Linked DNA regions of Homo sapiens: region 1 is linked to region 2. The links are chromatin loops, found by intact Hi-C in ENCODE. Cell type or tissue: CD4-positive, alpha-beta T cell. All regions are shown on one strand. Each heading gives the region's core, and the rest is flanking DNA. Links, peaks and the distances in the headings are about the cores only. Region 1 overlaps EFL1 (elongation factor like GTPase 1). Region 2 has its middle 27 kb from the start of CFAP161.

What was found. A loop is a pair of places that touch in the nucleus more often than their neighbours do. Peaks named below come from ENCODE experiments on the same cell type or tissue, not always from the same donor. Only the 100,000 strongest peaks of a DNase experiment are listed, where the experiment ranks them.
Region 1: a loop joins it to region 2, with 24 times the contacts of the local background. A loop is called at or near these places in 2 of 110 quality-filtered maps.

What each region holds. Positions count from the first base shown.
Region 1 is chr15:82,193,952-82,207,895 of GRCh38, forward strand. The region is part of intron 15 of EFL1 (elongation factor like GTPase 1); the gene reads right to left. Among named protein-coding and RNA genes, the nearest start is that of EFL1, 62 kb to the right of the region's middle. RefSeq lists an enhancer at 4,309-4,368. In CD4-positive, alpha-beta T cell, for the core only: a CTCF peak has its summit at 4,259 (motif pointing left); a DNase peak (open chromatin) is centred at 4,240.
Region 2 is chr15:81,098,920-81,115,880 of GRCh38, forward strand. It overlaps a transcript of CFAP161 not described here. Among named protein-coding and RNA genes, the nearest start is that of CFAP161, 27 kb to the right of the region's middle. RefSeq lists an enhancer at 12,686-12,845. In CD4-positive, alpha-beta T cell, for the core only: CTCF peaks have their summits at 7,752 (motif pointing right), 7,990 and 9,718 (motif pointing left); a DNase peak (open chromatin) is centred at 7,752; H3K27me3 peaks cover 703 bases.

The DNA of each region.
Region 1 (13,944 bases), core at 780-8,779, 1.1 Mb after region 2:
CCACAGTGGCTGAACCAGGCTACTCTCTGTCTGTCTTTGCTTGGCACTGGAAAATTCCTTTGTCTTTATACTTAGCAGTAGTGTAATCTTAGAGAAAGAACTTTAATTGAAGAAGACTTTACTGAAGACTCACTTGGGAGTCCCTAGGTGAGTTTAAAACAGATCATTGAAATCTTTTCCACAGCTGGGTTTGGTCAGTAGTGCCATTGGGCGGACTGGATCTTCAGCCCAAGCACAATCCCAGTTCCTTTATCGGGAGGTATCTATACCATTCTAGACTAGACCAAATTTCGCTCTTCATTTTGATAAAACCAAACTGCTTCCTAAGATTCATTCCATAAATATTTCTTGAGTATTTTGTGCAAAGCAGATTACTAAATACTGCCAGAGACACAAAAATGAATCCGGCGCCATTCTCAAAGAACTTGTAATGTCTAAGTCTTAAATTGCTAGGACACAAAGGAGAACATTTCAGTACTGACTTACATTTAAAGAATGATCTGAAAAACACAAAAAGCAGCTACTAATAGAAATAAAATAGGATATACCTTCCAAAACATGAGAATTTAAAAATGCAGAAAAGTATAGTCAAAAATGCACTTACAGAATTATTAAAATCAAAGCATAAAATAATCAAGGACAGAATATATCAGTGATAATAAGGGTGACCACATAGAACTTATCATCCGAGCTACGATTTTAAACGGTGAAAGGCGACACTATTAATAACTTCTCCAAGATGACAGGCATAAACAGGATGTCCTCAGCAACCCACGTTGTAAGGCCTCCCTAGTTATGAAAATAAATAGCTTGCTTTACTCAAAAAGATAGATGAAGTTAGTGGGTTCAAATGCTCAGCTTCTCTACTTTTCCACAAAATCTAGTAGTCAATGTTTTCGGAATCTTGTAATCAATGAGGCAAAGAAAACAAAATAGGATACACAGAAAGATTCTATGATGAATACAAAGAACAAAACTATGGATCTGCTATATTTTAAAATAAACTTAAACTTGGTAATGACTTGTGACCTTGGGAAATAATGTATTTTTATATCACGTAGCGTTCAATATCAATACATTCAAATTATTGTTATAATTTTACTAATAAACTGTCACTTTCTACCTGTTTGGGCTTTTCTTAAAGACAATTTTATATTTTAGCATAGGTTTAATGAACTTGGTTTCGGTTATAAACTTGTCTAACCTCATAAGGGGAAATTTTTCAAATGTATTATCCAAAAAACTCTGGATGTATCTGAATTATGTAGAAATCAGACTTTAATGAGCCAAACTCAAATCCAGAAAACACTCAAAGTTACTCTGAGGAGTGAAGATATTTAGAAAGACCTAAGTAAGACTAATGTTCTGTTACCCACAAACTCTTAGAGCTGTGTTTTCAGGCTGTAAACCGTGCTAGTGTATCTCATGTCTGGGCAGATTAATATATCTACTAATGAAAAACACACACCCAACCTCGTTGCCTACTCTAAACTGATGTAGGCCCTTGGGAGAAATTAATTCTTGGGGAACACAGTGAACATGAGAATCAACGAAGATGTACACAAGCTGGTGGCCACATCCTAGAAACTCAAGTTTCCTAATAAGCTGGACCTCCAGTCTCTCTTTGTGATTTGCTGTCCCTCAAGTTTCCCATATGTAACCTAGAAGCTAAACGCCAACAAACTAATGAGTAACTGTAAGAATATCTCCTAGAACTTCCACAGACTCCATTTTCCTCCTGCTCAAACTTCTATTCCATTTCTGTGCTCAGAAGCAGCACCTGGGAGGGGAGCACACAGTCATTCATTTATTCATTCCCACCCACACTTGAACATGCATCCTAGTAAAGTGCACCCAGGCTCAACATCAGAGATATGCCTAAAGAATGAGGACCCTTGCCCCAGGAGCTCCGAGACACTAACTGAAAACACAAACAATGTAAAGGAATCAATGTTCTAAGGGAGATCTATTAAAAGAAGTACAGGAACTCAAAGAAAGGAAAGAGCCAGATGTATCTGTCTGACGCAGTTGGGGAAGGCTTCCAAGAGGCGGTGACATTTAGCTGGCAATGAAGGGAGAAAGAACACTTGAGGAGAAGAGACAGCGTGTACCGAGACACAGAGGCATGAAAATCGTGGTATATTCAGGAGTGCTGAGAACTGAAGCATAGGGAGGTCAGAAGAAGCAGACAGTGAAGGGTCTCTTTCCAAACTGAGCAGAACTGACGAATCCTCACTGTCAGCTTCTCTCTTCCTTTTGAGGAGCCCAGCTATTTCTCTGCCTGTCCTTTCCAGTGGTTTTGCCCCTTACAAAGGGAAAGACCCGGGTTCTAGATCAACTCTCAAACTATCAGCTGCCCAAGCTTGGAGGAGACCCAGCCTCTCTGTGAGTCTCAGATTATTTATAGGAGAAAGGGCCTACAGAACCTATGAAACTCAAGGGTTCTATATGCAGAGTATCAAAAATCATTAGAGCATATTTTCATTTTTAATAATCATAGTAAGTGAGAAGAATCAGTAACAGTGTTTCAAATAATCTCAGCTATACAACTACACAGAAAATAAAATTATAGCTAATAAGCAATGGCTGGGATAGTGTAATTTGCTGAGCAAGTCAAAATCCTTTCAGTTTTTTAATATGCAAAATGAAGAGAAATTTACCACTAAAGTTTGTTTCAAGGCTTAAGTAAGAAAACAAACAAAACTGACTCAGTGAACACCTGGCATGCAGTTGGTACTAAATAAACGTTGGTTAAATCTAATTTGATATATCTTTCAAGTGCATTAATAATTGTGGCTTCGGCCGGGAGCGGTGGCTCTCGCCTGTAATCCCAGCACTTTGGGAGGCCAAGGCGGGCGGATCACGAGGTCAGGAGTTCGAGACCAGCCTGGCCAACATAGTGAAACCCTGTCTCTACTAAAAATACAAAAATTAGCCGGGCATGGTGGTGGGTGCCTATAATCCCAGCTACTCAGAAGGCTGAGGCAGGAGAATCGTTTCAACCCAGGAGTCAGAGATTGCAGTGAGCCGAGATTGCACCATTGCACTCCAGCTTGGGCGACAGAGCAAAACTCCAACTTAAAAAAAAAAAAAAAAAATTGTGGCATCATTGTTAGTATCAGTTAACAAAATATATGCAAATATAGTGAAACTGATTATGTAAACTGTTTAGAAAGTGAAAATTTACTATTGTCATTTTAGAAAATTGAAGGCTTGTGGTTTTGAAGAAAAACAACTATTATACAATAAATCTACTAATTGCTCATTTTGTTTAGAGCTAAAAAAAATGTTCCTCTTTCCTTTCCACCCCTATTCCCAGGGGACAGAAAATTTACCTTTGATTTCCAAGCATATCTGATTTCTTCCAGTCATTATAGAGTCAAATAATAAAACAAATTCAGATACAACAGTGAAGGAATAACAACTTTTACTTCAATTCTACACTTGAATCAATAGACTCAAATCCTTAGAAATATGATCATCAATGCAATTATGTGCTGAACTGCTAAATTAACAGTCATCTGGGAAACATAAAACAAAACTAGTGACAATGTGCTTCTAATTGCATGGGGGTTCAGGATATTAGTGATATTTTATATTCTGCTTCATTGCTCACTAAACAGCATATATTTTCATAATAATGCTTTTTTCCAACTAGAAACAACCAAAGGTGTCATAACTCAATTTCCAAGATGAAGAGAAAACAAAAATAGAGAAAATATATACAGTTGAAACAATGCCTTTAGTAGTTGGAAGAGGGGTAGGAGGGGCAAGAGAATGAAAAAAAGGGCCAAAATAAATTTAAATGCCTGCTTTGAAGTCATTCTTCAGGTTGAAACAGCAGGCTAAATCAATTTCAACTCCTCTATATTAATGATTCAGTCATCTCTAAGCCTCCAGTAATAAAAAGTGCCTGCCTGCCTGCCTACCTGCTGCCTGCCCTGCCTGCCAACCTGCCTGCCTGCCATGTGTAAGACTCTGGGCTAGGCAGGGGGATATAGTCTATAACCTACAATGAGAAGTCCTGGGTTGTGTTAACGAAACTGTAGCACAGTAAAGCACAAAATCTACTGAGCATTCATATGCCGTTAACCCTAAGGCCCTTTATAAACAGTTACAGGCTACACGTTTTACACATGGGCACTGGTGTGGACAGAGCACAGGCTCATGCATGCGCTGACATTGAAATTGCACTCTGTTTCTCTGTGATTTGATGAAAATCTGTGGGAAAGGCTGCCCCCTTGTGTTCATCTCAGTGCAGTTGTGACCCTGCTAGAGCTGGAACATTGCAGATGCCTTTTACCATCATCCCATGATGGCTTCAGAGAGGGGACTTCGGCCTGCTCAGTCTCTACCCAAAATCAAGGCCAGTGTAAACGAGAAAGTGCCAATGCTTCTGAGCTCGTTCAAGTCCAAGAAAGCCATTCTGGACCTCTCCCGAGGCACAGCCAAGTGAGCTAGTCCTCATGGATCCAATCAGGATAACTATTTTGTTTTGTTTAAAAAACAAAAAACTCCTGCTTATGAGAAGAGATCTTTGGAAGGATGGAATTCCTCTATGTCAAATGGCCTCTGGACCTCTGGCTGTCTGAATGTCACTTAAAGCAACCCACAGATAGAGAAGAGGGCACAGAGGGTACTGAAAACAGCAACGTAACTAAGAAATACAGGAAAACCCAAGACATGGACAGTGGAAAAGGTGAGGAAGGGTCCTGGAAAACCAACCAGGAGAGAAAGGAAGGCCATAGAGATTCATCTACCTCAACTTCCTTCTATGCAGATGCAGTTTCAGGTCTGGAAATTCCCACAAAGTGGCCAACTTGCCAGAGGTCCCACTGGTAAAATCCAGTGCTGTTTCTCCAACCAGAGGATGCCTTATTTACTAGTTTGCGATCAAAACTGTGAAGCACCTACAAATAATTTGGAAGACTAAGCACCCAGTATGAGAAACCTAACCTAGTGATCAATATAGAACCAAACATATAGTAAGCACAAAATAAATGTGAGTAAATGATTAGGATATAAAATTAAGCCAATAAAGATTTCACTTTTCAGAGGAAAAAATAGTTCACTGCATTAAAAAAAAACAAAACCTGCTTTTTTTCTTTTTAAAAATCTTTGGATCCTGAGAAAGGAAGGCTTATGAAAGACACCTTATATTCCTTCCTCCCTCTCTCACATCCTTCCACCTCCAAATCCCAAGTCCAAAAACAGATAAAATTAGGGAGAGGCTATGTCAATGCAGGAAAAGGTCTTATCCAAAAGCCAAAAACTTTGAAAAATGGAACTAGATTAAAGGCCACCCAGGTATATTAGAATTAACTTATGACACTAAGATAGCAGTTGGTTGCTCCAGAAGTTGAGAAAGAGAGAGAGAGAAAGAGAGAGAGATCCTGGGCTTCACAAATATCCGAGAGTAAGAAGGCCAAGGGCATAAGTCTTTGTCTCAGGGAAGACCCTCAGGCAAAAGTAGTTCTGGCTGCTGCCTTCTGGCTCAATTGGAGACAGCTAGGACTGCGGCCCGCAAAATAAGACCTTGTATGAAAATGGAAAAGGCTACTCCCTCAAAAGAAACTAGTGCTGGGATAATTTTAACTGTTTCAAATCATTTATTTGGTAATAATAAAGAAACCAGAACAACATAATGCTGGGTTTAAGCTGCAGTCCCAGCTTTAGCTCCCTAGTGAACTTATTTAAATTCACACACATGAATTTATTTCTTACTATGTATGCATGTATTATGCATAGATAGAAGTCTGGAAGAATACACCGATAACACCTGTAGGAATCAGCCCTAGGAAGGCAACTTGCTTAGCTTTTTCTATATAATTACCTTTACAGTAAAAGAGTGGTCATAATTTACTTCTGTAAATAAGATGTCTTAACATAGACATTTAATGTATCGCAGGAGATAAAATCATTTCAAGTTTATATAGAATAAATGTTTAAAAATAGCCCCCAATTATTAAAGCTAAAAGTGACAGAACCAGATTCAAAAATGAATTATTGATACCCTCAAAATCAAACAATACAGGCTTGCAAATACAGCAGAATAGAAAACAGCATCCAGAAACAAACTACAGTTGTATGGGAAACGTGGTAGTGAAACAGCGGGGAAGGAAGCAGGGGCAGGGGCAAGTTTATTTGATATACTGTGCTGGCACAACACCTATGCATCGGGAAAAAAACAAACCTGAATACCCAAGCTTATGCATTACCTGGGTCATGCCCTAGAAAGGCTTAGCCAGGCACATGAGAGTTATAGAACGTAAAACATTCAAAGAAAAACACAAGGAAGAGTACAAATGCCAAAATAAATGGTAGAAAATAAGAGAATTTTTTTAAAAAAGAGGGAAAGCAGTAGTGGAGCTTAAGTCTATACAGCACACCTATGAGAATACTATACAAAATAACAACTTTAGGCAGAGGCAATTGAGTCTTGCCTTCCCTTGGCAGCAACCTTAGCTCAGGAGACTGGAAACCGGCTCCAAGCAGCTTCTGGGGGGTAATCTTGGCTTTACAAAAGCCTGGGACAATGTTCTCCCCTCCTGTTGACTGGACCATGGCACAGAGAAAAGAACAGAAAGATACTCAGAATATTTCTGCTTCTCTTAACATCAAATGGCCTCACCTTTTTCAGTCCAGGACATACCTGGGAGCCTCCCAGAACACAGTGAGGGCAGGAAGAACCAGTTAGTTTCAGTGTACTATCTGAGCTAAACAAAAAATCCCCAGTGATAACATCATCTTGGCTCTGGGAGTTGAATAATCCGAACACATTAAAACATCACTACTCTGATATTCTTTAATAAGAAATGTTCAGACCAAGAAAGTATTTTGCTTTCACCTAAAATTCCAGTAGATTTATACTGAAAAGCCAATGTATTCACTTCTAAAGAAATATTTCTATACTTTCTATCTCCCTTATGTACTTGAGAATTTTTTTTTTAAGACAGTGTTCCACTCTGTCACCCAGGCCAGGGTGCAGTGGCACGATCACAGCTCACTGTAGCTCCAACCTCTTGGGCTCAAGCAATCTTCCACCTGGGTAGCTGAGACTACATGCAAGTGCCACCATGCCTGTTTTTTTATTTTTCTATTGTTTGTAGAAACGGGGTCCCACTATGTTGCCAAGGCTGCCTGAGAATATTTTAAACTTTGAAGAAAATAAATGATGAACACTAAATAGCTTCTGGCTGCTCATGTATTCCCTCGCCTAAGCGTATTAAGTGATTAATTGATTCATGCATTCAACCAATATACATTGAACACTCAAGAGATCTTCACCAGGAATAATTAAGTGTGAAGATTTGGGAGGCCCAGTCCTTAGGGAATTTGCAGTTAGTCCTCTCTAAATCAGCAGGTCTGGGTGTTAGGAAGGTAAAAGCTCTGTGCTCATCTACAAAGGAGAGGGGGACTTTCTTCCCTAAGCAAAGATAACTAACTCTCCTCACTCTATGTATAAAACCAGAAAAAGGCCAAGTGTTTTTTAAAAGACCATAATATATTGTGTTCCAGGGAAGAATCTACGTGCTTGCAACCCCTACTGCTCTTAACATAATTCTGGAGGTTCAGTTGAGGATTTTCCTTGTAAACGATATCTTAAAAGAATAAATATATCCTTTTATTTTAATAAAACAAATTATACTGCAATTGTGTGGGCTGCTTTGTATTTGTGAACCATTATTTTGTCAGAATATCATTTTAGAAGAACATATGCCCATTTTTATAGTTAATAACTTCTTGCAAAAAAAAAAAAAAAAAAAAAGAACTCAAACTTTCACTCTGAATCTACCCCACACAGCTAATGGCTTTGTTGAACAGGCATATGGCTTGTCAGAGAAGAATCTGGGACAATATGGTTACTACTGTTTCCTTCTCCACTTTGTCTGTAAGCTTGTATTAATACATATGCCTCCCAGTAGAAAACTCTCTCCCTCCTCCTACTTTAAGCCACAGGTTCTGCATCAGCCACTCCTCCTTCTCCAAAATGTCTACTTGCGGAGTCACACTCCAACCCGAATCTGGAGTGGGGCTCCAACATCAATGTTGACAATTCAGGAGTTTTAAGGATTCACTCCTTTTGCCTTGGTTCTCAGAAAAACTAATTCCCTCTATCACCTCTGCTATTTCAAACTTCCTCTTAAAAGCTATCAAAAAGTTTTGAATCTTTGCAACACTGAATAAGAATGGAGAGGGAAAGTCAGAGTTTCAGCAACAGACAGTGAATCTGATTTCTTTTCTACATATATTGCTGGACGACGTCTTTCAGATCAACTTCACTAGAACAAAAGAGTACTTTTCCCCCAGAAAAGTACTCTTTTCCTATTTTTTTTAGTAGCCTACTTAAATTCTTTGGATTAAAAAAAATTGCATTTAAATAAATGACATTTTTTAAAAGGGGAAAGCATTCTTTAATCTTCATAATTAAGTGCTTCACTTATCATTTTCTTTCTTTATGTGTGACTTTGGAGGTCTATTTGTTAATTATAATATTTCCCAAGGAAATCAGTGATAACAATTATGTTGCTTAATTGACATTTTGCTTTTTGATATTTTTTTGAAATGAAATAATGTGCATCATCCCACAGGATCTTCGGAGCTGCCTTCCATGATCCTCAGCTCACAAATAAGAAACCAAGGATCGGTGAGGCAGAAGAGAGGATCAGAGAGGTTGAAGAGAAGATCAGAGAGGCCTGTTGCCCAGGGCTACAAGGCTTAAAAGTTAGCTGAACTAGAATTTTAACCCAAAATATTCTATTTCCAAATTAAACACTTTTTACCTCTCTACTCAATTATATGGGATAAATTCTACAAGACACCACCAGCAAACTCAAGGAAAGATATTAATAGTGTTCCCTAATTTTTTTTTTTTTTTGAGACGGAGTCTTGCTCTGTCGTCCAGGCTGAAGTACAATGGTGCGATCTCAGTTCACTGTAACCTCCGCCTCCCGGTTTCAAGTGATTCTCCCGCCTCAGCCTCCCGAGTAGCTGGGGTTACAGGCATGTTCCACCACACCTGGCTAATTTTTGCATTTTTAGTAGAAATGAGGTTTCACCATGTTGGCCAGGCTGGTCTCTTAACTCCTGACCTTGTGATCCACCCACCTCAGTCTCCCATAATGCTGGGATTACAGGCGTGACCCACCACGCCCAGACTGTTCCCTAACTTTTTGAAGAAAAAACTCGTTAATATTTAAGATATAAAAACAGGTAAAAGAAAACTAAAACAGACAATATAGGTCCACTACTCATCTTAAGAAACAGACCTTAACTAATACTTGTGTATTTCTCCTCAGTCATGTCCTCTCTCAAGACAACCATTAACTTGTACTTACTGTTTATTTCTCTGTGCATTTATTTATTTTTTATTGCATATATATCTGTTCTTAAACAATATATGGCATGTACATGTTTTGTTTTTTGGGTTTTTTTGAGACGGAGTCTCGCTCTGTCGCCCAAGCTGGAGTGCAGTGGCGTGTGGCGCAATCTTGGCTCACTGCAACCTCTGCCTTCCGGGTTCAAGCAATTCTCTGCCTCAGCCTCCGGAGTAGGTGGGATTATAGGTGCCCACCACCACGCCCGGCAAATTTTTGTATTTTTAGTAGAGACAGGGTTTCATCATGTTGGCCAGGCTGGTCTTGAACTCCCAACCTCGTGATCCACTCACTCCCCCTTGGCCTCCCAAAGTGTTGGGATTACAGGCGTGAGCCACCGCGCCTGGCCACATGTTTTTAACCTTTATATAAGTGGTCTGCAACTTGCTTGTTTTTAAAATTAATTCTATTTGTGAGACTGACTGAAGTTGATACATATAATGTACTTCATTCATCTTCACGAATGTATAATATTCCATTGTGCACCATAATCTACTTATCTATTCTTCTGCCAATGGATATTTAGGGTGTGTCCCTTTTTCTGCTTTCATAAACAGTGCTACTATAAATATCCTTGTACTTGTCTCTTTAAGAGTGTACTTAAAGCTCCTCTAAGATACACACCTAGAAGTGGGATTGCTACATCCTGTTGTCAAGTATTTTTTCAAGTGGTTGTATCAATTTACAACAACAGTTTACAAATGTTTGAACTGCTCCATATCTGTAACACAGAACACTGTCAGATTTTAACATTTTTGTCATTTTAATGGTTATGAAAGGACATTTCACCGAGATTTTAAAATGCATTTCCTTGATTACTTCACATCTAATGTCTGCCACATGTCATGTTTCAGGTCATACTAGAAACATGTTTCTCTATCCAGTATCACCTTTCTCCTAATCATATACTTTACATTTTCTGGAAAGACCGAAAGACCTGCCAAGTCTTTATAATAACTGCCACTACTCAAAATTCATACTTACTGTTATAACTGAAAATCACCTTTCCCCCAAGCTATCTTCATAGTCTTTAAAAAATACCTTTCCTTTTGGAAATCAAAAAAAAAAAATCTACTTAACCAATTTACCCCTGTCTTACAACTTGCACTCCAATCAGACTATATCAATTTATGGGCGTAAGAGAGTATATTTCCACCTTCTTCAAAGCCCTTTTGACAATCACTTGCTTTTCTGTTGGAAAAAATCAAATCTGAACTTATCAACCAAAAGACTATTGTGTGAACCATCAAGGATATCTTCCTAACCTGCATGAAACCATATAAATGTCAAATTATTTCTCCATTCTGTCATGTGCCAAAAATACTAAGAATAGAGGTCAAATGTCTCACTATCTGTTCCTTGAGCATGACCTTTGCTTGGCTCATTACCGCCCACCTACTCTTTCCTCCTTCCTATATCTGACATTTGACCTGCTAGTGTCTTATTAGTTTAGCTAAATTCCAGGCTCTGGCCTCTCTGGCCTGCCCAGTGTTGGCATGACAACTATGCTGATAAATACTCAACTCACGAAGTATGTTTCCAGCATATCTTTGGAAGAGAATATGATCTGCAGTCTATTCATTATTATGTGCAAGTTCTAAATACAATTGTTCACTTTTTCAACTACTGTACCTGAAATAGGATTAGTAGGGCCAAAACCACAGATGGAAATGAAGAAAACTGCAACAAGCCTATCAGCTGAGTTTGCAGGAGGTGGCTCTATGGCAGGGGAGACTGTCCCCTCTTTCCCAACAGGAAGCAAGAGGACCTAATGCTTGAGAGAAGATGGTCTCACGAGCATTTCCTCCAAGCTTGTAACTAGGGAAGCCCCAAATCATGAATAGCCTATAGTCCCTCTGGCACTTTACTCAAGACAGTCTTATATTTCAATGTCTATGCAATGCTCACTGGACTACCCATCTCCACTTCTTCCCAGAACCTCATTACCGTCCAATTTAGTCAAGGTATAATCTAATGATTTGCTAGCAAATGCTCGTTGTGGCTTTTCCATGCATCTACCAGTTTTCAGAATCTTATTCTGTCCAAAACCTTCCTTCTTAACAGATGGCTATGTTTTCTACATTGTTGAGTTGGAAGAGACTATAAACCTTGTATTATTGACCATTTAAGTTTTTCATTGCATCTTTTATCTTTCCTCTTTTCCTACCTATTTTCCACTGATACAACAAGTATAATCAAACTCCAGTAAATACACACACACACACACACACAAACACACTCCTTTGACTCAACTATTCCTTCAAACTGTTAACCCATTTTGCTCCTTTCTTTAACTGACAAATTTCAACAAAAACTGTTCCAATTATCTCTCATTTCATCTTCCCTAATTATCTGGCCTCTACATTGTTAAATGTCATTTAAGAGTAAAAGAGGAATATACTCTTTGAAGATGGAGGGGAAGAGAATTCCCATCAAATAATCCTTTGTTCTTATACAATATCTATGGCAGCAATGGGCTTATTAGTAGATAAACAGTTATTAGATTATGAAGCTGTATTAATCTATGTGTTCAAAAGAACTTATATAGTCATTGCCAGTTACTTCAGACAGTGAAAATGAGAATTAACAGACACATCTTAAGTTGTAAAATAAGCATTTTATCAACCTGTATGCTAACAATCTGATCTGGGTGATAGACAAGGGGACTCCCACCTTCCCATAACCTGCTCAGCAGCTTCAAGAGCTAAAGAAATCAGTGGCTTGTCACATCTGTAAAAGGCAACTGTAATCCACTAGTCGCAAAGCATTGAATTAGAGTACACATAAAAATATGATAAAGAGAATATAGCATATCAAATAAAAGAAATTCATTCCAAATTATACTAAGATTCAGACCATAAATGATTTCCTTTGAGAAAAAAACAAACCAAATCTCAATTAGAAAATTAAAATATAAAGTCATCTATGATAAGCAGGAACCAAGACTTAAAGATGATACATAATATATTAGAAGAATTGTAGTATATAAAGAATGGGTTATTTAAGGGCAGAAGGAAAGATACAATGTAACAAGTCATCAATAAGACATCAAGAGAAAAGGAAAAAAACTCAAGTAATATGGAAACATATTAAATAACTACAGATACAGAAGTAAATATCCCATCTTAATAAATATTATTATGGGATCAAGGAAAGTTACTTAATCTTTGTGTCAATTTTCCCATCTGTGAAATGTATGTATCTCATTTGGCAGGGAATAAAGAAGATAATCACTTCCGAATATTTAGTATAATTTCTAGCACATAGTAAGCTCTAACTGATGTTAATTATTGTCATGAATATAATCAGTATTAACACTGGTCTCCATTACAAATAAACTGGATAGTCAATCTGATTACCTATGAGCATAAAGTACCAAAACTGACATAAGAAACAGTAAAAAGAACCTGAAAGGGACAATAACAATTAACAACTAACCAAATATAGCTGACTTCATGGGTGCTAATATCCAAAATTTTAGGGACCAGAAAATTGCTATGCCATTTAAACAGACTAGAGAACAATAAAAACCATCCCCTAATTTGTGATTTGTTTCATGCACCTAATATAATGCTGATATCAAAACTCCACAAATACAAATATACACAAAAAACTACAGACCAAACTTACAAATATAAACGTTTTACTAAACTACTGACAAACTGAGTTCACTGCTCAATAATATACTTGAAATACACTCACCTAATACTGTATTCCAGAAATAAAAACTGGCTTAATATTAGGAAATGTGTTAATATGATTCATGGCATAAGAGGATCCAAAATAAAACCCTCGTATGTGTCACCTGAAAGATGTAGAAAAGACCATTTGATAAATCTCATTATCTACCCACATTTTAAAAATTAACCTAGTAAACAGAAAAAGGAGGATACTTCCTTTTCATTATAAAAAACTAACCCTAATCTCAAGGTAACATATATATATATTTATGTGTGTGTATATATATATATATATATATACACACACACATATAACATATATAGATAACATGTATATATAAATTCCTCTAACTTAACAAATGAAACAAAGATTCTTATTGCACCACTATTTAACACTGTTCTGAAAGTTGCAGCAAATGCATTTAAACGAAGGCAGGGAAAGCTATATTCAAAGAAGGGATTGTCTCCAAGAGAAAAATATACAGGTTAAAAAACAGTATAGGAAGTATGATTTTTAAATTAAAAAATGCTACTGAACTGTGTACTTTTTAAAATAGTTCAGATGGTAAATTTTATGTTGTGTTTTCTTACCACAATTTTAAAAAATATGCATATATATGGACAGAAAAAGACTGATGGTTACCCCTATAGTAAGCAATAACTCTTATTTAGCTTATCTGCATTTTCAAAGTTGAGAATAATTGATTGATTGATTTTTTTTTTTTTTTTGAGAAGGAGTTTCGCTCTTGTCACCCAGGCTGGAGTGCAATGGTGCGGGCTCGGCTCACTGCAACCTCTGCCTCCCCCGGGTTCAAGGGATTCTCCTGCCTCAGCCTCCTGAGGAGCTGGGATTACAGGCACCCGCCACACACCCAGCTAATTTTCTA
Region 2 (16,961 bases), core at 3,628-11,627:
GTGGGGGTGTTGACAAGGAGGAAAGGGAGGAACCCACAAATGTAATTTCAGCAACAGTTCCCTTAACAACGCCCGCAGATGGATGAATTTCCGCACAGTCTGGTTCTCTGTTCCTTTTCTGTTCCTGAAGAGAAACAATTGAGGGAGTGAGGGATATGCAGTGATGTTTATCTTTCCAGCTCTGAACTTTCAAATTCTGGAATCCCCCAGGGTTGGGGAAGGGTGGGTGTAGTCACTTCCCACCGTTGCAGAGGGATGGGAGATGTAGCAACTCCTGTTGGGGCATGGGGCGGGGTGTGTGATTTCCTCCCAAATCGGAAATTTATCTCCCGAATGGGAGGCTGCAGAGAGTCATCAAGGACTTATCTCCAGGAGCAGACACCAGAGAGGAGCCCTGCCCAATCCTTTACCCCAAAGGGGGCGTGCTTAGCCCGAGGAGGAAGAAGAGGGTTTCCAGCTAAGAGTCAGCACCAAGGGCACCCGCTCTCATTCATGTGTCAATGAAGAATTCCTGCCAGACTTCCAGTACTGTCCTCGACCATGGGCAGAATCCCAGCTGCCCCTCCCAGAACACTCCATGCCACTGGAACTCAGGAGCGCAGGTCAGTTCTGCAATTGAAAGCAAAGGGGAATTTTGGTCCTTTCCTTGGATTGAGTCCAGAATTCTGGGATGAACAGCTCAGCTCCTAGAAATTATGCTCTGGAATTTCCAAAAGCTCAACAAATAGCCCCAACATGCAGGGTTGTCTGTTGAGATGAAGCATCCTTTTACTACCCTTAGAACATTACAACAGGAAGGAAGTCCCATCCCTTTTTTATAGATGAGGAAACTGCAGGTTAGAGAGGCTAAATATATATTAAATCAAGCATATTAATTCTAGTATTTAAATTTTCTAAGTGCTTATTTTATTTTAAATCTGTTTTATTAGACCTAAAGGTAGGTAAATCTTCCTCTCCTACTATCTTCCTCCTCACGTATATTTCCAAAGGTTTTTTTTCCCTATATTTATACAAGTAATTAGCTTCCGTCCATTTGTTTCATCACCTATAAAATAGGAATGATCTTTGCCTCATAGATGCATGAGTATTAAAGTACATAAGATAATACATGTACGGCATTTAAAGCAGTTTGCAAACACTCAATAAGTGTTATAAGAGGAGAAAATTTCCACTTAAAACTTCTTCCACCTTCTCTGCCTGTCTGCATCCCAGGTTTTTGGTATAGTCTGGGACTTTTGACAAAGTTTAATGCTCGTTACCATACTGATGTATTTTTTTTCTCCAAGAATTATTTAACATCTGCATTATTTTGAAACTGTATTCATAATACTTATTTCATCTTAGTTCTAAGTTTAAATTATTTCAGTGCTGATTATCTGTCCTACTGTAATACAGTCTTCTATTATAGAGTTCTTTATTTTGACGTACAGATCAACTGCATAGTATTTTTATGGAAAGGTACGGCAGAGGCATATTGAGACCTTACAGATACCTTAGAGTGTCTTTCTATTGCTTTAAATAATGAACAATGGATGACTTCTTGGGGTTTGAAATCTTGCTTTGCAAACTTTCCCCCTCAGAATTTTATGTAGCTGCTGGAGTACACTGAGGCTAGCTCCATTTTTCTTCCATTGCCTACAATTTTCTACATGCCTAGATAATAATAGGCATCTTCCTTTATCCTTGAAATAAAAAAATTATCTACTTTTTATCTCTTAAGAATTCTCATTCTTAACAAAAAGAGGTTTAAGTTGGCCAGGTATTTCCTTTTCCTCTCTCTCTCTCTTTTTTTTTTTTTTTAAGAGACACAGGCTCGCCATGTTGGCCAGGCTGTTCTAGAACTCCTGGGTTCAGGCAATCCTCCTGCCTTGGCCTCCCAAAGTGCTAGGATTACAGGAGTGAGCCACCATGCCTGGCCCCAGAATATGTCTTTGTGTCATCCTTTGGTCCTCACTGGATTTGTCCTCCTGCATGCTAGTAGCTCCTCTCATTTTCCTCCAGGTAGAGGGCTGGCTGGTTAAGTCTGTGTTACTAGTTCAATAACTTGGCCACCAACTTGGCTGGCTTGAGGAAGGAGTTTAGAAAATCCCTAGATGTGTATGCTTGGTTTTGTTTTTGATAATGCTGCTTTACTGGGGCAAACATTCCACATCTCATTTCTGATCAATCCAGCCTTCCTTCTGTGAATGGGTCCTGGCAAGGTTGGCAATGGAAATATTTAACAACCTGCCCTGACTAATCAGGAATAGGCAGAGGTAGTGTTGAGGCAGAGGCCTAGAAGCCCCTCTTGTGCCAAATATTTACCCTTTGTTAAATAAAGGTGGTGGTGGTGGCTGGGTGCCGTGGCCTGTCATCCCAGCACTTTGGGAGGCTGAGTCTATTGGATCACCTGAGGTCAGGAGTTTGAGACCAGCCTGGCCAACATGGTGAAACCCTGACTCTATTAAAAATACAAAAATTAGCTGGGTGTGGTGGCAGGCACCTGTAATCCCGGCTACTTGGGAGGCTGAGGCGGGATAATCACTTGAACCCGGGAGGTGGAGGTTGCAGTGAGCTGAGATCACACCACAGCACTCCAGCCTGGGTGACAGAGTAAGACTCTGTCTCAAAAAAAAAAAAAAAAAAAAAAAAAAGATGGTGGTGGTGGTGGGGTGATTCGTGAGTGATCTGAGAGGGAGAGGCTGGGAATGTTATTATAGTAGGGAGCATGCAGGAGGCTCTGGGCAATAGCTCTTTGCCGACCAGCATGGAAGTATAACAATGCATTAACACTCAAAGAGCCAGCCAGTGCATCTAGTGATGTCAGACTGAAGTCCAGCCCACAGTGTCAGGGACAATTCCTGTGGAGCTGGCCCCCAGGTGCTCTGTCAGTGTCTCTACTTGCTGTTGTCCTCTGGCAGGGATGCTTTGCAATGCTGTTTGATTGCAATGACATCCCCCCAAACTCAGAATCAGGATGGTTGTCTGACATTCTCCAGGAATCTAATCATGTGCCTGGCCAACTGACCTCACTACCTCACTGCAGACTACACCACCACCCTCTTCCAGGACAAAAGGTGTAGCTCTGAGGGTACACTTGGAGACGGCAAGTACCATCTGTAATATTGAACTGAGATTGGCATTTAGTTGTTATTGAATTTCATCATTCCCTGGAATTGAGCCAAAGAGTGGCTCTATCATGTGGCAGCCAAACTGTTAGGAGAATGGTGCCAAGTAGTGCAAATTTGTTCAGCACAAATAGCAATTGTGCTCAGAATATTCTCACACAAGGAGAGGATCAGGAAAAGAGTGGTTCTGATCTAGGTCCCTGAGCTGCTGGGTGAGGGCTGGGTCTGAGAACGTATCAGGACCAGGCCACGTTCACGTTTTCTAGGCCAGTTCCAGCACAAGACCTTTTGCAGAAAATTCAAGGGGAGGTGATCTATGCAGAGTGTTATGTAAATCCAGTCATAGAAGTGGGTCACAGGGCCCAGTGCTGTGGCTCACACCTATAATCCCAGCACTTTGGGAGGCCAAGGCCGGGAGATTGCTTGAGCCCAGGAGTTCAAGACCAGACTGGGCAACATAGCAAGACTTCTGTCTCTACAAAAAAAAAAATAAAAAATTAGTTGACGTGGTGGTGCACATCATTTCAGCTACTTCAGAGGCAGAGGTAGAAGGGTTGCTTGAGTCCAGGAGGTGAAGGCTGCAGTGAGCTGTGATTGCATCACTGCCCTCCAGCCTGGGCAACAGAATGAGATCCTGTTTCAAAAAAATTAAAAAGTAAGCCACAGATATTTTATAGATATGTGTATTTCTTCTGCAGAGGGCAGGCTGGTATCTGTGGCAGGCAAACCCAAAGAGACACCGGCTTAGCTTGCAGATACCTCAAGCCCCAGGACTCACATGCCAGGACAGATGATAGGACAAGAAATGTAGTTGATGTTGGATCATTACGTTGGGTATTAATTTGGAAGGGAAGAATTTGATCTATGGGGTTGAATCAATGAGGAAGTTTTATAGACATAGAACATCCAAAAGATTGATAATAAAGGAGGATTTTGGAGAGTCTGCCAGACAAGCCTTTAAAATGTACCTGGGTTGAAAGACCAAATATCTTAGCCTCACTGAAGGGCAGCCGCTGGAGAAAGAGAAGACCGAGGAAGCACATGATGATGATGATGATGATGGTGATGATGGGCAACTTTTATTGAGCACTTAGTATGAGCCTGGCACTGCTCACGTCAAATTTATATGTATTAACTCATTAACTCATTTACTTGTTGCAGTAAGTGAACAAAATAGATAGTATTACTGTAGTGTTGTGATAAAGACTGGTTTTCATCTATGATTCCTGGCTCATAACTCCCATAACACAAGTTACAGGCTTTTGTTATAATGCTGGATGTGTTTGGCCTCAGGAAACAGAATCTCCTGCCCTCCTTTCACTTGCCCCAAGGCAGGACTCTAGTCTTTCCCCACCCTTCTGATTGGAGTCTCAAGATCCTCCCCAGGGAGGATCCCACCCTATATCCTGGAGAAAGGATTGGGGACCTTATGAACCTTCCATAAAAACTCAAGAGGAAAACAAAAAAAACCCAAGAGGACTGTGAATTTGGGGAGCTTATGAATAGAATAGCTGACCACCTGGAGGTTCCTGGAGGGTGGTGTGCCCAGGAAGGGCATGGAAGCGCCGCGTCCCGTCCCCCATAGCTCGCCATATGCATTTCTTCACCTGTATCCCTTGCAGTACTCAGTATAATAAGCTACTACCTGTGTTTACCTGAGTTCTGTGAGCTGCTCCAGCAAATCTCAAACCTAGAGGGGATTATGGGAATCCCAACTTGAAGCCAGAAGGTCACATGCTCTGGAGGTCTGAACTTGCAACTGGTATCTGGCTTGAGGGGTAGTCTTGGGAACTGAGTCCTCAGTCCATGGGTTCTGACACTATCTCCGGATAAATAGTGTTGGAATGAATTGGAGGGCACCTAGCTGGTGTCCGCTGCTTGGTGAATGGGGGAAAACCCCCTCATGTTTGGTCACAGATGTCCTCTTCTATGTTGATGGTTATTGTGGTGGTATGAGAGGTGAGGAAAAACATGATTTCAGAGAGTTTTTCCCTAAATAATTACTATCCCCATTTTCCAGATGGGAAAATAGAGGCACAGAGAGGAGAACAAAAACTGCTCAAAGGTGACAGAGCTAATAAGTGATGGAGCTGGTTGTCAAGTGCTTTTCCACTAAAGAAAAAGAATGGGCAGCCTTCTAATTAAGTAATGAAAATCAAAATTTTTTTCTGCAAGGCAGAGAAAGTAGCAGTAGAATTCAGCATGGAAAACAGGGACTGGTTCAGTCAAATGCTGCCAGGAGGCATCCACAGACAGGAGCTTTTAGCCAACTTCAGTTTTCGCCTTCAATTTTCCCTCTAGTGCAGTGAAGCTGGGAAGAGACTAGAAAGCTGTGACAGTGAGCATGGGGCAGTAGGGACTGCTTCCTAGGCCTTACCCAGGTCGTCTGAACTGAACAGGAGCGGGCCAAAGTTCTGGCAGCTACTTTAAAGACAGCAAGTATTCCACAAGGAGCTGCAAGGAAGGTATCCTCTCCCATGAGTGGGACTTAGGCTGTGCCAAAGGGATATGGTATCCAAGGGAGTTACAAGGCATCCTTTTGATCTTATTTGGAAGGTTCTAGAAAGATTGCATTTGGATCTCACAGGCTGAGGAAATATATAAAAGAATTCTTTCCAAATATCTTATATCTAAGTCTTAAGTTATTCCAATCTGAAAGTGTGGAAAAATCATCCCAAATGCCACTAGTCAGAGGTTATTTCCAATCCCAATCTGGAAAACATTCTTCCAGGCATCCCTGTAGGCTTCTATACATGGGTATAAAATTTTACATAAATGGCACCTACTGTATATGATATTCTCTAGTTTGCTATTTATATGGCATGTTGGTTTTCTAGGGCTGCTGTAAGAAATTGCCACAAACTTGGTGGGTTAAAACAAGGGAAATATATTCTCCTATGGTTCTAGAGGCCAGAAACCTGTTACCAAGATTTTGGCAGGGTTGGTTCCTTCCGGTGACTCTGAGGGAGAATCTGTTCCATGCCTCTTCTGGCAGCTTCTGGCGATCCTTGATGTTCCCTGTCTTGTAGCTGTGTCACCTCAATTTTTTGTCTTTCTTTTCTTTTCCCTCCCTCCCTCCCTTCCTTTCTCCCCCATACCTTTCTCCCCCCTCCCCTCCCTCCCTCCCTCCCTCCCTTCCTTCCTCCCTCCCTTCCTTTTTTCCTCCCTCACTCCCCCTCCTCCTTTCTCCCCCACCCTCCCCCCTCTTTCTTTCTCTCTCTCTCTCCTTCCTCTTTCTCTTTCTTTCTTTTTCTTTTTTCCTTCCTTTCTTTTCCTTCCTTTCTTCCTTTCTTTCCTTTCCTTCTTCTTTTCTTCCCTCCTTCCCTCCTTCCTTCTTTTCCTCCTTCCCTCCTTCCTTCCTTCTTCCCTTCCTCCATTCTTCCCTCACTCCTTCTCTTCTTTCTTTTCTGAGACGGGGTCTCACTGTGTCACCCAGGCTGGAGTGCAGTGGCCCAATCACAGCTCACTGCAGCCTTGACCTGCCAGGCTCAAGCAATTCTCCCACCTCAGCTTCTGAGCCAAGCAGTCAGTGGCCACTGGAGAGGTTGGTTGGCAGAAGTGGAGGGATAGCAACTTATCTGAGACAAATAGAGGAGGGTTTCCTGCAATTCTGGGGAAACTGAGACCTGCCTATTGCAGCAGCTCATGACTAATGTATTAACACTTCCGGGCTGCTATGAGATCCAGATGGACAGGCATTTGAAGGCTGACGCAGGCAGAAGATTATTAAGTCCACGTGATGTGCAAACACAGGTTTTGGAGGATGGGTAGCTGTGTATTTCCAGTGAATAAAATTTATGATAATATGAGTGTTTGTACTGTACTACAGATGGTCCCAGGAGTGTGAAAAAGAAACTGAACAATTCACTGATGTGGCAGGTGCTTTCAAATATCCCCTTGTCTATCAGGCATTGTCGCTGGGGCTAAGGCTATGTCGATGAAACAAAAAGACCCCTGTCTTTATGGGGCTTACACTAGTCCAAGTTGCTCATTGCTAAGAAAAATTGCCCATAATAGGGATTTGCAGAGAAAATGCAAAGTGTCATGAGAACCAGGGAGTAGCAGACAGCTTAATCTGGGCTGGGGATGTTGCTGAGGGAGATGACTTCTAAGATGGTCTTGATAGATGAGTAGAAATCACACGGAGAAGAAGGGTCTTGAGAAAGTAAATTCAAATAGAGTTAAAAGCAAGGGCAAGAAAGACATAGTTTGGGGGAGTCTCAAGGATTTTGATATTTTTAGAACATAATGTGAAACAGGATTATTTGCAGGAGTGAAACCTAAGACTATTGCAAGTAGACAATAATTTAATAGGCTTCCGACATCAGACTGACGGGGTTTCACCGTGTTAACCAGGATGGTCTCGATCTCCTGACCTCATGATCCGCCTACCTCGGCCTCCCAAAGTGCTGGGATTACAGGCATGAGCCACCGTGCCCGGCTGGCTTTTAACCTCGGTGTTTATTACAGTGAGAGAAGATGTATCATTAGTTCCAGAAGCAAAGGTTTACAACTCCCTTTGGAATCAGAGACCCACTTGTAAACTGGAGTCTTCTGAACTGAGCCTGGAGAACACCTTGCTGTCACTGCATCATTTTTCTAGTCACAAATCAGAAGCTGTACCCACGAATTGCCACATGAGGGCACACTTGCCCAATTATGAAATTAAACACGCTCTTTCAAAGGTCAGGGAAGCCCTTGTCCTAAACATTTCTTCTGGATGAGACATTACTTTTGAGCATGAGAAACAGCCCAGTGTGGCTGTGTGGTGGCTCAAGCCTGTAATCCCAGGACTTTGGGAGGCCGAGGCGGGTGGATCACTTGAGCCCAGGAGTTCAAGACCAGCTTGAGCTACATAGCAAGACCCCATTTCTACAAAATATTTAAAAATTAGCCGGGCGTGATGGTGTGCACCTATAGTACTAGCTTCTCAGGAGGCTGAGGTGGGAGGATTGCTTGAGCCAAGGAGTGCAAGGCTACAGTGAGCTGTGATCACACTATGACACTCCAGCCTAAATACAGCAAGACCCTGTTTCAAACCAACCAAAACAAAAAACAAGCCCAATGCGACTATCTAAAACCTGCAAACATCTGCTGAATGAGGTGCCTGGAGGAATTTGAGCAGAAAACTGGTTCCCATTCTTGGTCTGCTGTCAGACTTTTCATAATAATAAGCAGTAGTATTTACCGAGTACTCACTGTGTCCTAGGTACTGTGCCAATGTGTCACACACGTCATCTTACATACATATCCACACTCATCATATAACGTGAGTGAGGTTATTTCTCCATTTTACAGATGAGGCAACTAAGTCATAGACTGTGATTCCACCCAAGGTTTACACAGCAGGTGAGTGCTTGGTTCTGCCATTTGGATTGAGAATATCTGACTCCAAAGCCTGTGATTTAAATTACAGAGGCTGGGCACAGTGGCTCATGCCTGTAATCCCACCACTTTGGGAGGCCGGGGTGGGCGGATCACCTGAGGTCGGGACTTTGAGACCAGCCTGGCCAACGTGGAGAAACCCCATCTCTCCTAAAAATACAAAATTAGCCAGGTGTAGTGGCGTGTGCCTGTAATCCCAGCTACTCAGGAGGCTGAGGCAGGAGAATTGCTTGAACCCAGGAGGCGGAGGTTGTGGCGAGCCGAGATCATGCCATTGCACTCCAGCCTGGGCAACAAGAGTGAAACTCAGTCTCAAATAAATAAAATAAAATAAAATAAATAAACAGAGCTGGTCATATAATATTGAATTATTTTCTAACCTCTTGTAACGGAAGTACCCAAATAAAACTGATGTGTATAAACATGGTCTGAGACCCACAAATGCTATGAACACATGAGGAAGGCTTTATTTTTCAATGTTTTCTTTCTCCTTTCCTCCCCTCTTATCACATTTTTTTTTTTTGATGGTGGGTTTTAGTTCTGACTCCCATGTTAACTTATGTTTTCCCATACTATCTCTGCACTTCCGTTTCCTCGTCTGTGAAACTGAGACACACCCTATCTTCTCCCATCAGCTTAAGGGAACCGGAGAAGCTGACGGTTTGGGGAAATGAGTCTGCCTTGATACCCTTCTGTGCACATTCATCCAGTATCTTTAAGTTCCTGGAAATGGTCTCTTTCTTAACTTTACCCTATTGTACTGTAAGTGAATAATTGCATTGCTTCCAAACCTTTTATAATTGCTGACTTTTAAATTGCAGAAAAATAGAAATGGACCCAAACAGATTCATTCTTGTTGCATTCTGAATCTTATATTCAATATGTGAAATGCTTTTATTTATATTTTTCTGAAGCCATAAGGGCCAGCATTTTTTTTTTTTCCCAACCAGCAACAGGAGATGAATGGGTCAATGAGAATCAGATGAGTGTTCCCACAGTTGTGGCCAGATAAGGGGTAGGAAGTAGAAAAGGCCCTGGACAAAAAGTCAAGTGACATTAATTCTAGCCCCTGCTCTTCCTCCTGAGGGGCTTGTGGTCCTCAAGGGTTTGGACCCACTCTGGGCTTTTATTTTCTCAGCTGTAAAATTAGAAGGGCCAAACTAGATCGGTGGTTTTCAATCTATGCTCTACAGATTCTTAGGGCCCTCTGGTGGGGCAAGGTGGAAGTTTTGGCCCCAACTCACCCTTTGAGTCTATCATAAGACCACCCTTTTTAAATCTGTGAGGCAACTTCAAAAGTTCTTGGGAAAATGTAATTAAAAGGTAAAAATAAAAAATATAAGCTTTATTTCTCAACATAACCTCCATCATATTCAAGACACTTTTGTAAGCAATGTTACCAGCCATTTAGTCCAGCTGTAAAGAATTGAGGTTCCTGGGAATTTAACCATGTCAATGCTGTCTTTTTTACATTATTAACTGAAGAAAAAAGGGTTTCCTTTAAAAGTTTTTCAAGATTCGGAAACAAAAAGAGGTCAGAAGGAGCCAAATCAGGACTGTAAGGTGGATGCCTAATGATTTCCCATTGAAACTCTCACAAAATTGCCCATGTATGATAAGAGGAGTGAGCAGGAGCATTGTCACGGTGGAGAAGGGCTCTCCAGTGAAGCTCTCCTGGGTGTTTATCTGCTCATGCTCTGGCTAACTTTCTCAAAACACTCTTATAATGAACAGATGTTATCATTCTTTGGTCCTCCAGAAAGTCAACAAGAAAAATGCCTTGAGCATCCCAAAAAACTCTTGCCATGACTTTTGCTCTTGACTGGTCCACTATTGCTTTGACTGGGCCACTTCCACCTCTTGGTAGCCATTGCTTTGATTGTGCTTTGTCTTCAGGATCATACTGGCAAAGCCATATTTCATCTCCTGTTGCAGTTCTTCAAAGAAATGCTTCAGGATCTTAATCCCCCTTGTTTAAAAGTTCCATTGAAAGCTGTGCTCTTGTCTGCAGCTGAGCTGGGCACAATGGTTTTGGCACCCATCAAGTAGAAAGTTTGTTCAACTTTGCTTTTTTCGGTTAGAATTGTATGTGCTCCAGCCTGGGCAACATAGTAAGACCCTGTCTCTACAAAAAATTTAAAAATTAGCTGGGTGTGGTGGTGTATGCCTGTAGTCCCAGCTATTCAGGAGGCTGAGGCAGGAGGATCACTGGAGTCCAGGAGTTTGAGGCTGTGATGACCTATGATTGCACCATGGCACCCCAACCTAGATGACAGGGTAAGACCTTATCTCAAAAAAGAATTGCGTAAGTTACCAATTGAGATGTCTATGATGTTGGTTATTGTTTCTACTGTTAATGTCAATTCTCTTTAATCAGGGCATAAAGAAGATAATATTTTTCCTTCCAAATTGATGTGGATGGTCTACCACTGCAGGCTTCATCTTCAACATTGCCTCATCCCTTATTAAAATTAATTATTCATTTTTAAACTGCTGATTTCTTTGGGGCATTATTACCATAAACTTTCATAAAGCATCAGTGATTTCACCATTTTTCCACCCAAATTTCTGCATAAATTTGATGTTTGTTCTTGGTCCAATTTTAGCAGAATCCATGTAGCTCTGATACGAGATCTTTGCAAACTGATGTCTTATCCTTCTTAGTGCCTCAAAATAGATCCTGTTCAGACATTCAGTACAGGTTAGTGTGAGTTTGTTTTGGTGCAAAATTTTTTTAAATCCATGTATAGTTTTTTCATAAGATGTGTCTTCCATGAACTTTTTGAAGACCTCTCATATTTGTTTTATGTAATTGAATTCTGTCTTGCTTTTGTTTAAAAGAAGTCTCCCCTGCTTAAAAGGGGGCAAAAATTTAAAAAATTTTCTGGTGATTTTGAAGGACAGCATCCTCCTATAACGAAAATATCAGTTAAAGGTCTCTATGTTTTTTGATATCTAGAATAAATGACTTGAAGCCCCCCACTCCCTCCATCCCCTTTATGCCACTTAGAAGTCTGAAACCCTCCCCAGGATATCTGTGAATTTCCAGGAGGGTGCTGTTCTCCTGGTCACCCTTGCCTCTGGGTGCTTCTGGAGAATGCATCACCACAGATGGGAAACTTCATTTCTTTTCACTCTCTTAGGCAGACTGAGACTAAACACTACTCTGGGTCCATGCCGGCATTCCCATACCCACCAGAGTGTTAACTACAAAAGGGTTTCCCTTTTTAGAAGCCAGTGGAGAAAGTAAATAGTAAGAAATCTCTTCCGCTCTCAGGATTTCATAGTATAAGCAGGCATATTACCCAAGTGGTCAGCTTCGGTGGAAGGGGACTGGAGACTGACCACCAGATGATCAAGGGCACTAAAAAGGGGATGCAAGACCTTAGGCTCATAGTCCTGTTCCTGGGGACGAATGCTGGGCTCTGGTGGCCATGCTGGGCTGCGGAGAAGCAAAGGTGCATTGTTGGTGTGATATTCTTTCCCCCAGGGGTCTGCTAGAAGCTGAAGGCAAAAATAGATGGAGACAAAAAAGACTAGGAGACCCTTTCTATGTAGAGACATCACTCTATGTTCTTTGCAGAGAATAGGAATACGTGCCTTTGATCAGATGAGCTATTAAAAAATGATTATGTAGTTCTGTTAAACTGGATTATTTTCAATATCCTGTCTGCTTTTTCAAAGGACTGTTATTTAGTGGGAAAACATTGCTGAATTCCTTTCAGAGAAATCCTCCCTGTACTGACCCTTCGGCAACACACCTTACACATGTAACTACTTGTTCAGAACAGTCTTCTCCTTCTGACTCTCCACAAAGGCGGGGACCATGAGTATCTTATTTCCCACTGCATCCAGAAGGCTGAGCACAGTGCTTGACGCACAGTGAATTTTGGTTGAATGAACAATTGAAAGGATTTGCCCATTGCAGTGTCATTTTTCCAAGACCTGACAATATCACTTTTGATTCTTTTCTTATTTAGTTCCACCTCCTTATCCCCGCTGCCACTGCTTAAGTCAGCACACGGCATCACCTCTCCTGGGGCTATCTTTAACTAGGCTTCCTGACCCCCTACCCTGGCCTGTCTGCTTTAAATCCAGGCAATGGCCTGTAGCCCCAGCAACCTTCCGAAAGCTCTACTCTCTGTCCCTTGTCAATTTCCTCTTCTGAAAGTTTCAGGGGCTCTCCACTACTTGCAGAAGAAAACCACCAACTCTTGCCTCGATGCTGAAGGTACTTTCCCATCATCTCCCCTCTGCCTCTCATCACCCTGTGTCCCTCCTGGCCCTTGCTTTCTTGCTTCTGTGCTTGGCCTCATCCTCCTTCCTCTGCCTGGAAAGTGCTTACCTCTGTTCTTGCATCTGCATGTCCAAATCCTATTCATCATTTCTATTATTATGTCATTTAAGTTTCAAAAAGTCTCTGAGTCATTGTTCCTTAAATAGCAGTTTTAAAAGGTGATTCTAAAGAAAAGGATTTGATGTTGAAATTAGCTTAGGAAGTGTTGTATGGATTATTGCCATTTTGTAGATTTATAGTGCAGGCCATTAATTCAAGGATCTGAGAAGATCTGCAATCAAGAAACCTATTTAACTCAGCATTTCTCAAATTTATTTGACCATAGAACCCTTTCCCCTTTCACACCTATTAACATATTGCAGATTATTTTGGAAATACTTTCCCGAGAGTTACCAGTAATATCTTTAATCTGTTTTTAATGATGAAGATGCTGAGGCTCAGAGACAAAAATACTTGCGCAAGCCGAGTGAAAGGAGCTTCAATCTGTTTTTTTTTTTTCTTTACTACACTGTGATGACTTACATTTGTCATCCAACAAGAACTTTTAAACTTTCCGAACTATGGAAAGTAAGACAATAGCCTGTATTTATCTTTCCTAATATCTGAATTTTGTCCCACTTCTCTTTTCTAAAAATGATTATTCCCAAGTTTTTCTTTCACTTTTCTTTCCTGCCAGATGTTTTACAAGTAATGAAAGGCTCCAATTAAATTTTCCCAAGAGCTTCATCAAATAATGAAAACAATACATAGAGCATGTTATATCTTTATGAACTTAAAATTAAAACATAATTTTGAGATTACATATAGGTATAATAAAACTATATAAAAAGAAAAGCAAGTGGATAATGAACACAGGATTTAGGAGATGGTTACCTTGGCTGGAGGTAGGGAGGGATGGGGAATGAAAGACTCTTATATTTAGATGTAGATTATTATCAAGATCTTAGCTTTTATTTTGGGGTTATAGGTTTACAAGTGCTTATTACATTATTTAAAAATAACCGGCTAAATAACTAGAGGACCACTGCTGAGAGTGTGTCATAATCCAATTTAATGTACCTGAGACCCTAAAATAAATACATAAATCATAAAAAAGAAAACAATAGCAAATTAAGTTTTCTAGTATATAGCTAGTTTATGTCAAAATAATACTTTTAAAGCGAGGTGAGTGGTGGCCTGATTTTAAGGGGATATTTATTGCTAAGTAATACTGAGTAAATTGCACAGCATCCAATAATGTATGAGTGCATTTCTGTTTTAATCTTGGCTTTGAGAGTTTTTGAGGAATGTAAATTTAAAACTTGATATAATCACATGTAAAATGAATATTTTATGATAAAAAGAGTAAAAAGTAATAAAAGGAGAATTTAAAAAATCCCTTGCATATTTATTATTTTATTATCACCTGGCTTTTAAATTCATCTGCGTTGTAAGTTGTGAGATGATTCTTTATGTTACTTTGTTTATCTTGTTAAGATTCATTTGGGGAGTCAAGGGACTCTGCTCATGCCCAAGTCTGTGCCCTCTAATGAGTAACACCAGAGACTGCACAGTGTCCAGGAAATAGACTTCAGCAAACTAGTCTAGCCAAGGTCACTGGAGTGTTTTCCAACACTAACAACCAATTATTGATTCTCCAGACACCAACTGGGTGTCCAACAATTAAATTCCACTCTGACATTAACTACCTGGAGTTAGTGTCAGATTTCACAGGCTAAAAGCGTTCGGTTTTACAAGACTGCCTTCACTTCAGATGCCAAGTGCAAGTCCTGGGCCACCCATACTTCTGGCTGTAAAATCAGGAGTTCCCATGGCCCCCTCCTCAAGTTCAATTATTTGCTAGAATGACTCATAGAGCCAGGAAAGTACTCTGCGTTTACTGATTTATTACAAAGGATGTTATAAAGGATACAACTCAGTAACAGCCAAATGGAAGAGATGCATAGGGTAAGGAGTGAGGAAAGGGGTGCAGAGCTTCCATGACTTTTCTGGGTGCCACCTTCCCAGCACCTCGATGTGTTCACCAGCCCAGGAGCACATCAACATTTATTGTTCAAGAGTTCTCTCAGAGCTTAATCTCCAGCCCCTCACCTTTCTTCTTGGAGCTGGGTCAGTGGAGCTAAAAGTCTCCACTCTCGAATCACTTGGTCCTTCTGGTGGCCAGTCCCATCACGAGGCTATCTAAGGGCTCCACCCTAAGTTACCTGATTCGTATAAATTCAGTGTGATCAAAAGGAGCTTATTATGAATAACAAAAGACATTCTCATCATTCAGGAAATTCCAAGGGTTTTAGGAGCTCTGTGCCAAGAACAAAGAAGAAAAACCAAATATGTTTCTTATAATACCACAGTTGCCAAACAAATATACTAGCAAACAAGCAAACAAAAACAATGAGCCCTGGGCATGGAGAAAAAATAGACAGAGCTGCTACAACATACAGGCATACCTCAGAGATAACGTGGGTTTGTTTCCAGACTGCTGCACTGAAGCATATATTGCATTAAAGTGAGTCACATAGATTTTTGTTTTCCCAGTGCATATAAACATTTATACTTACACTATACTGTGGTCTATTAAGTGTTCAATGGCTTTATGTCTAAAAAATGTACATATCTTAATTTAAAAATAGTTTACTGCTAAAAAATGCTTAGAGCCATTTGGGCTTTCAGTGAGTTGTAATCTTTATGATAGTGGAGGATCTTGCCTTGCTGTTGTTGGCTGCTGACTGTTGAGGGTGGGGGTTGATTAGGGTGGCTATGGCAATTTCTTAAAATAACACAACAAAGAAGTTTGCCACATTGATTGACTCTTCTTTCACATGTCAATCTAAACAAACAGAGAGAGGCTCTCTGAAAGAAAAGATGTATGTTTGGGGATAGAACATCGCAATGGGAATATGCATGTCATAGTAAACTAAGTGCATATTCATGGAGGTAGAGGAAGACGAGGGTTTTTGTTTGTTTGTTTGTTTTAAGACGGAGTCTCGCTCTGTCGCCCAGGCTGGAGTGCAGTGGCGCGATCTCGGCTCACTGCAAGCTCCGCCTCCCGGGTTCACGTCATTCTCCTGCCTCAGCCTCCCGAGTAGCTGGGACTGCAGGCACCCACCACCACGCCCAGCTAATTTTTTGTATTTTTAGTAGAGACAGGGTTTCACCATGTTGGTCAGGATGGTCTCTATCTCCTGACCTTGTGATCCGCCCACCTCGGCCTCCCAAAGTCCTAGGATTACAGGCGCAAGGGTTTTTAAAATAAAAAAAATGAGGATTGCATAATTGTTTTGAAACAATTATCCTTGGCTAAAAAGATCGATAACAAGGGTGATGCCAAGTCCAAGGTGGGACAGGCAGTTGTTGGGAAGATGTTTTTGCAGAAGGATTTTTTGTATAAGTTTGTGACGACTTTTGTGCAAGGTTGTGGTTTGTGCAGTCTTTTTTATTATCAGGCATACAAGCATGAAAACTCTTTCTTCATGGCCTTCTCTGGCTCTACTTGTCAGGGAATTTTTTCTTTTTTTAGCATTAGTGACTCCATTTTGATTCTGATAACTTTCACATTTCCCGTTTTTGATCAATATCTTTTTCCAAAAGCATCACTGAACAATCAACCTGTAGTTAGGTTTTGATGTCTCTGGATGCTGGGATGAACCTGTTCCAGTGGTTGGTCTTGTGTCACACTGGGAGCAGTGGAGGGGGGTAATTGGTCACTAGTAGTCAGTGTCAAAACCCTTTTAGCTACATTTGCGTAAAGAGGAAGGTTGGAGGAAGTGGCTTTAAGTCAAGTCTGCTAGAATCCATTACTAAGCTCAATTTTGCAATTATGTCAAAGTGCTGAGCCAGTATTATTTCGTACTTCTGAAGACATTTAATAAATAACAGATCCAAAGTTTAAAAAGGGAAAATACAAAGTAAAAATTAATAATTATATGACAAAATTCTAGTTTGCATAATGGGTTTCAGCTAGAACCTAGGCTTTTGTTTTTCATTTGTTTTGAGACAGGGCTCACTCTGTCACTGCAGCTGGAGTGCAGTGGAGTCATTGCCTCTCACTGCAACCTCAATCTCTCAAGCTCAAGTGATCTCTTATGGTCAGCCTCCCAAGTAGCTGGGACTACAGCAGGTACCACTGTGCCTAGCTAATTAATTTTTTTTTTTTTTTTTTAACAGAGACAGGG